2 separate regions of the Homo sapiens genome follow, and region 1 is linked to region 2. The links are chromatin loops, found by intact Hi-C in ENCODE. Cell type or tissue: breast epithelium. All regions are shown on one strand. Each heading gives the region's core, and the rest is flanking DNA. Links, peaks and the distances in the headings are about the cores only. Region 1 has its middle 28 kb from the start of CCDC102B. Region 2 overlaps DOK6 (docking protein 6).

What was found. Peaks named below come from ENCODE experiments on the same cell type or tissue, not always from the same donor. Only the 100,000 strongest peaks of a DNase experiment are listed, where the experiment ranks them.
Region 1: it touches region 2 in a loop (25-fold over the local background); 1 of 110 quality-filtered maps calls a loop at or near these places.

The regions. Positions count from the first base shown.
Region 1 is chr18:68,768,212-68,771,138 of GRCh38, forward strand. It overlaps a transcript of CCDC102B not described here. Among named protein-coding and RNA genes, the nearest start is that of CCDC102B, 28 kb to the right of the region's middle. In breast epithelium, for the core only: no CTCF peak of the experiment used is centred there; a DNase peak (open chromatin) is centred at 1,410; H3K27ac peaks cover 427 bases.
Region 2 is chr18:69,706,024-69,708,950 of GRCh38, forward strand. All of the region lies in intron 5 of DOK6 (docking protein 6), which reads left to right. Among named protein-coding and RNA genes, the nearest start is that of CD226, 240 kb to the right of the region's middle. RefSeq lists an enhancer at 1-614. In breast epithelium, for the core only: no CTCF peak of the experiment used is centred there; no DNase peak of the experiment used is centred there.

The DNA of each region.
Region 1 (2,927 bases), core at 335-2,834, 940 kb before region 2:
AATAAACCAAGGTCTCCTCTGAAGGCAGCAAAGACAGATGGATTTCACTATCATAGGGACAGTAGTTATTCCCCTAATGATAGCCTTTTCCAGGGTTTAACTGCATATTCTGCCAGAGGATACTCTTGGTTTCACCATTTATATTCTAATTTTCAGATCAGAAGAGCAGCTGGTAAATATCACTTAGAATAAACTTTCTATACTTAAACATGTACAGTCATGACATTATTCTTTGTCTTCTTCCAGGGGTCTGAAGCTGAGTGCCTTATTGATCTTATATTCTCTTATTTTGCATTACTGATTACTTTCCTATGAAACATTGCACAATTTATAAATTATTTAGCATGTAACTACTCAATAGCAAATTATAATATTTAGTTACCAAAGTCAAAATCACAGAAGTTCAATATAGTGAGATTTGATATTTTTGTTTAATGTAAATTAAATATGTATGAGCAAATTATTTTTCTTGCCTCAAAATACCATATAAGCTATACTTTTAGGTTAAAACTATATAAATAGATATATCAATATTTATTTCTTATTTTATTTAATTAATATTTATTGGATTAGTATGCACTGAACATATAAGATATAGTGTTTACTCTGTCAAGTAGCTTTCAGGCTGATGAGGGAAATATGGATAAGAATTTCTTAAACTATTATAACAAGTAATGGAAGTTATCACAAAGGCATAATTTTAACTAGAAGAAAGGGGAATGAGGTAGCAAGGAAGGTGAAATGTAAAGATGGAATTGATGGCTGAATTCGGTGGTTCACGCCTGTAATCCCAGCACTTTGGGAGGCCGAGGCAGGTGGATCACCTGAGGTCAGGAGTTCAAGACCAGCCTGACCAACATGGAGAAACCCCATCTCTACTAAAAACACAAAATTTGCCGGGCATGGTGGTGCATGCCTGTAATCCTAGCTACTCAAGAGGCTGAGGCAGGAGAATGGCTTGAACCTGGGAGGCGGAGGCTGCGGTGAGCCGAAATCGTGCCATTACATTCTAGCCTGGGCAACAAGAGTGAAACTCCACCTCGAAAAAAAAAAAAAAAGATTGAATCGATGGGTAAATATATTTTTCATAAGCACAGAAGGGGATGAAAGCTATTATAAGTATGCTCTTCCCATCAGGAAGGCTTCACCTACTTGATCTCATCTAACCCTTATTACCTCCCAAAGGCCCCATCTCCAAATAACATCATATTGGGGGTTAGAGGTTCAACATATGAGTTTAAAGGGTACACAATTAGGTCCATAGCACACCTCATCTTCTGCTTTTCTCCTCTCATTTTCTCCAACCCTACGGTTCCTCCTGGAATGATCCCTAGATAACCTCCCTCCAATCAAAGCCTTGGGCTCTGATTTCAACAAGAAACCAGAGTAACTAGTTGGCAGTGGAAAACATACTCTCAACACGGGATTGCAAAACTCACTGGCAGCTAGGCAAGAAGACTGTGAGTAGTAATAAGGAAGGCTATGAGTTACCAAAAAAAAAAGCAAGATCTCTTCCAATAATCTGAAAGTAATTCTTCTGGCTAAGATACACAGACCGATGCTAAAATCAAAAACTGAGGCTGTAGAGATAGAATGGGAACAGATTATGTTGATCCTTAAAGGACATATTGAACTGTTTGGCTTTTCTCCTGAAACAAATGAGAAAGCACTGAAGGATTTTAAGCTGTAGAACAATATGGTCATATTTGCATTGAATATATTAGGATGAGGAACAGATTAGAGAGGAATAGGTTGCAGTAAGGGAGTATTCCAGGAGGTGGGTATAGAGGCTACTTCATTAGTCCAGCTGGAAAAGATGATAGCTTGGACTAGGTGTTGGAAGCAGAGACCATATGAACTTTTCTAAAACCTTAAAGAAGAGCATCTCCACATTTAATGAAAGATTTGATCAGATGACTATAGTGGCTCCTCTGCATACACCTTTGAGGGACCATGTGAATATTTCACTAAGAGGTAAGAAATCTCTTGTTAAAGAAATCATGATTTCCTTAAGTTTCTTTTGCTTTTAAATCTCCACTAGTTGATGCAATACAAGAAAAACAAAACACCTAGTTGTGTATTCCACATAGTATCAGTCAGCTACTGCTGCCTAACAAACATTTCAAAATTCCAGTGGCATACAAAAATTAGCATTTATTTCTTATGTATCCATGTGTCAGTTGATCTAGACTAAATACTTAATTTCTTTTAAGACATGGGCTTAGAAATAACAAGGTGCAACTTACCTTATTCCACTGGATAAGACAAGTTTATTGAATTGGGGAAGTGTACTCTGCTTCCATGACGCCAAGGCAAGGTTGTGGATGCATCCTCCTACCTCAGAGGGGGGAGAATTGTGGCTAATAATTCAACCTATGGTGAAAAATTAACTAGATCATATTCTGCTCAGTAAAACCTGAAAGATTTTCAGCAATTCCTTTCACTGCAGTTCTTCCTGTACCATTTAGTCAAAAGTGATTTATTCCTGTGTACATTGTTTTTAATAGGATGGTTGATGCATTTTATTACAAGGAAGCCTGTGTAATTTTGTAAAGTTTTTCTTAAATCTCAAAGTTGTAATATATCTTGATGCATAAGAGCCAGGCTTTGTAGAAGAAAGAAGAAAGAATTTTCTGTGAATTTAACAAGCTGAGTTTTACAGATTTAGAGCGAAGCTCAGAGTACTCAGCATGGTGTTTTAAACCATCAAAGGAAGAATATTTAATATGGTAAAATACCAAATACTGCATCACCCTGAAAGAAACAGAAGTTCAATCAGTAGGTTAAAATAAATGGTTCTGCAGGGACCTAGATTGATATTAATGCTGATAGAGTAAGGAGACCTTTCAACTGAGAAGATAGATTTGGGGAATTCCCAGATTTGGGATCTTGTGCCTGACCTTCCAAAATGCAACAGGCAAAACAAC
Region 2 (2,927 bases), core at 127-2,626:
CTCAAGGTAAACAATTACTGGTCTCAAGCGAGAGAACTTGACAGCACTGTTTGTCACACATGCCTCATCCTTGTAACTGGGGTAACCATTTGTGTTGGCTAATTGGCTTTATGCAGAGGAAAAACAAACTTCTTGTATCTTTATGACAAGAGACAGTTTTGCAAGTTGGAGAGAAGTAGCACCTGAAGTTAGGCACCCTCTCTGTTACAGAAACTAGGAGATGGGGGTGCATCTCCCTTCAGATTTACATGTCAAAGGCACGGTTCATGAGTCCTTGAGAAAGGCATTTTAGGGTCTTAAAGCTGACAAAAGACCTATCTGGTTTTCAGAAGAATTATTTACATTTCAAAGAGAGGAGGAAGTGCTTACAACCGAAAGTTTTCTAAAGTTATATGCCCTAAAAAACAGGAAGGACAATTGCCCATTTTCAACAGGGAGAATAGAGCCTCTTATTTTTAAATTTCACATTTGTCCATACAATCAAGAAACTCTTTTTTTTTTTAATTTTATTATTATTATACTTTAAGTTTTAGGGTACATGTGCACAATGTGCAGGTTAGTTACATATGTATACATGTGCCATGCTGCTATGCTGCACCCATTAACTCATCATTTAGCATTAGGTATATCTCCTAATGCTATCCCTCCCCCCCTCCCCCCTCCCCCCACCCCACAACAGTCCCCAGAGTGTGATGTTCCCCTTCCTGTGTCCATGTGTTCTCATTGTTCAATTCCCACCTATGAGTGAGAACATGCGGTGTTTGGTTTTTTTGTCCTTGTGATACTTTACTGAGAATGATGATTTCCAATTTCATCCATGTCCCTACAAAGGACATGAACTCATCATTTTTTATGGCTGCATAGTATTCCATGGTGTATATGTGCCACATTTTCTTAATCCAGTCTATCATTGTTGGACATTTGGATTGGTTCCAAGTCTTTGCTATTGTGAATAGTGCTGCAATAAACATACGTGTGCATGTGTCTTTATAGCAGCATGATTTATAGTCCTTTGGGTATATACCCAGTAATGGGATGGCATGAGTGAACTCCCATTCACAATTGCTTCAAACAGAATAAAATACCTAGGAATCCAACTTACAAGGGACGTGAAGGACCTCTTCAAGGACAACTACAAACCACTGCTCAATGAAATAAAAGAGGATACAAAGAAATGGAAGAACATTCCATGCTCATGGGTAGGAAGAATCAATATCTTGAAAATGGCCACACTGCCCAAGGTAATTTATAGATTCAATGCCATCCCCATCAAGCTACCAATGACTTTCTTCACAGAATTGGAAAAAACTACTTTAAAGTTCTTATAGAAACTCTTAAGACATGAAATCGGCCTACCAAGTTATCACAAGTTCTACTAAGAGGCAAGAGCTTTACCGAATATCTCACTGCTAAATATCATTCTCCCAGCTTGCTTACTAGTTTCCTTCATCCCTGGCCCAGCCACTATTTCAGTGCCCTGTATCTTAGGGCTATTTATTCATTTATCACTGTACCACTATTAGGATCAAGTATTAGGATCATCACTTATCCTTAAGTGATGAACAAAGTCTCCGTGGTTTATGCAACTGGAACTGATCTCTCACTCATGCTAGTCCACTCTGATTCTGGGCAACTATCCTAGGCAATTAGGACAACACTCACATCAAAAAATAGATGCTTTGGCTTCAGCAGGTGTCCCTTCTGTTCATAGCCCTTTCTTGGGAACTAGTGATAAGGTTTCCAGATTGTGCTGGGTGCAGGAAATGAAGGGGAGCATGAGACATTTGGAGAACAGTCCTATCTAGGCAAACGGGCACCAAGTTTAATTGTAGGGACTCAGGAAAAGCTTCCTGAAGAAGATGATTTGCACGGCGAATCATAAAATATGAGTTGGACTTCTTTAAGGTAGAGTGTGAGGTTGGCATGAGGATAGAGGGGTCAGGTTACTCTCCACGACGCACAGCACAGGCAGAGCACGGATGGTTCCTTCTTAGCGGATTTTAGCTGCTGGAGATTAGAGTAAGAATAAAGTGGGCAGAGAGTTTGTTAAAAGTCAGATAAAGCTCAAAACCAGGAGTGTTTTCTATGTCATGTCAAAAAATAAATTGGACTTTATCTTACAGGCAGCAAGGAGTTGTTTTTTAATGTAGCAAGTAAACAGATTTAAATTTTAGATATGTCTATCTGGTGACTCTGTGGAGGATATTTTAATAATAATCCTTTAGGTTAATAATTTATAATACGCAATGTGCCTAGGGCAATATTGTCTGAGCAATCGTGGTTTGAAATGACATGGGAGAATGAATCAGACCGCTCCGACTCCGCTTCTGCATGAGCCAGCACTTTCCCTGTGCCTTCAGTTATATTCTGTTAACCTTTCCAAGGCTTGATTTCCTCATCTGTGAGAACCTGATAAAAATATACTCTGCTATGTCCACCTTCAGTGCTGATATGAGGATCAAATGAAATAATGTGCTTTGAGGCCGGGTGTGGTGGCTCACGCCCGTAATCCCAGCTCTTTGGGAGGCCGAGGCAGGGGGATCATGATGTCAGGAGTTCGAGACCAGCCTGACCAACATGGTGAAATGCTGTCTTTACTAAAAATACAAAAAACAGCTGGGCATGGTGGCGGACGCCAGTGTCCCACCTACTCGGGAGGCTGAGGCAGAAGAATCATTTGAACCCAGAAGGCAGATGTTGCAGTGAGCCGAGATCACGCCATTGCACTCTAGCCTGGGTGACAGGGCAAAAATCCGTCTCAAAAAAAAAAAAAAAAAAAAAAGTGCTTTGAAACAAGGGCTTTGAAAGCTGTAACACAGGTATAAGAGATGATTAAATTCGGCAAACACCTATTTTTACCTGCACAGCACTGGACAGGGCAATATAGGGAATCAAAAACGAGCCTTTCCTTTGAAGAAATCAACATT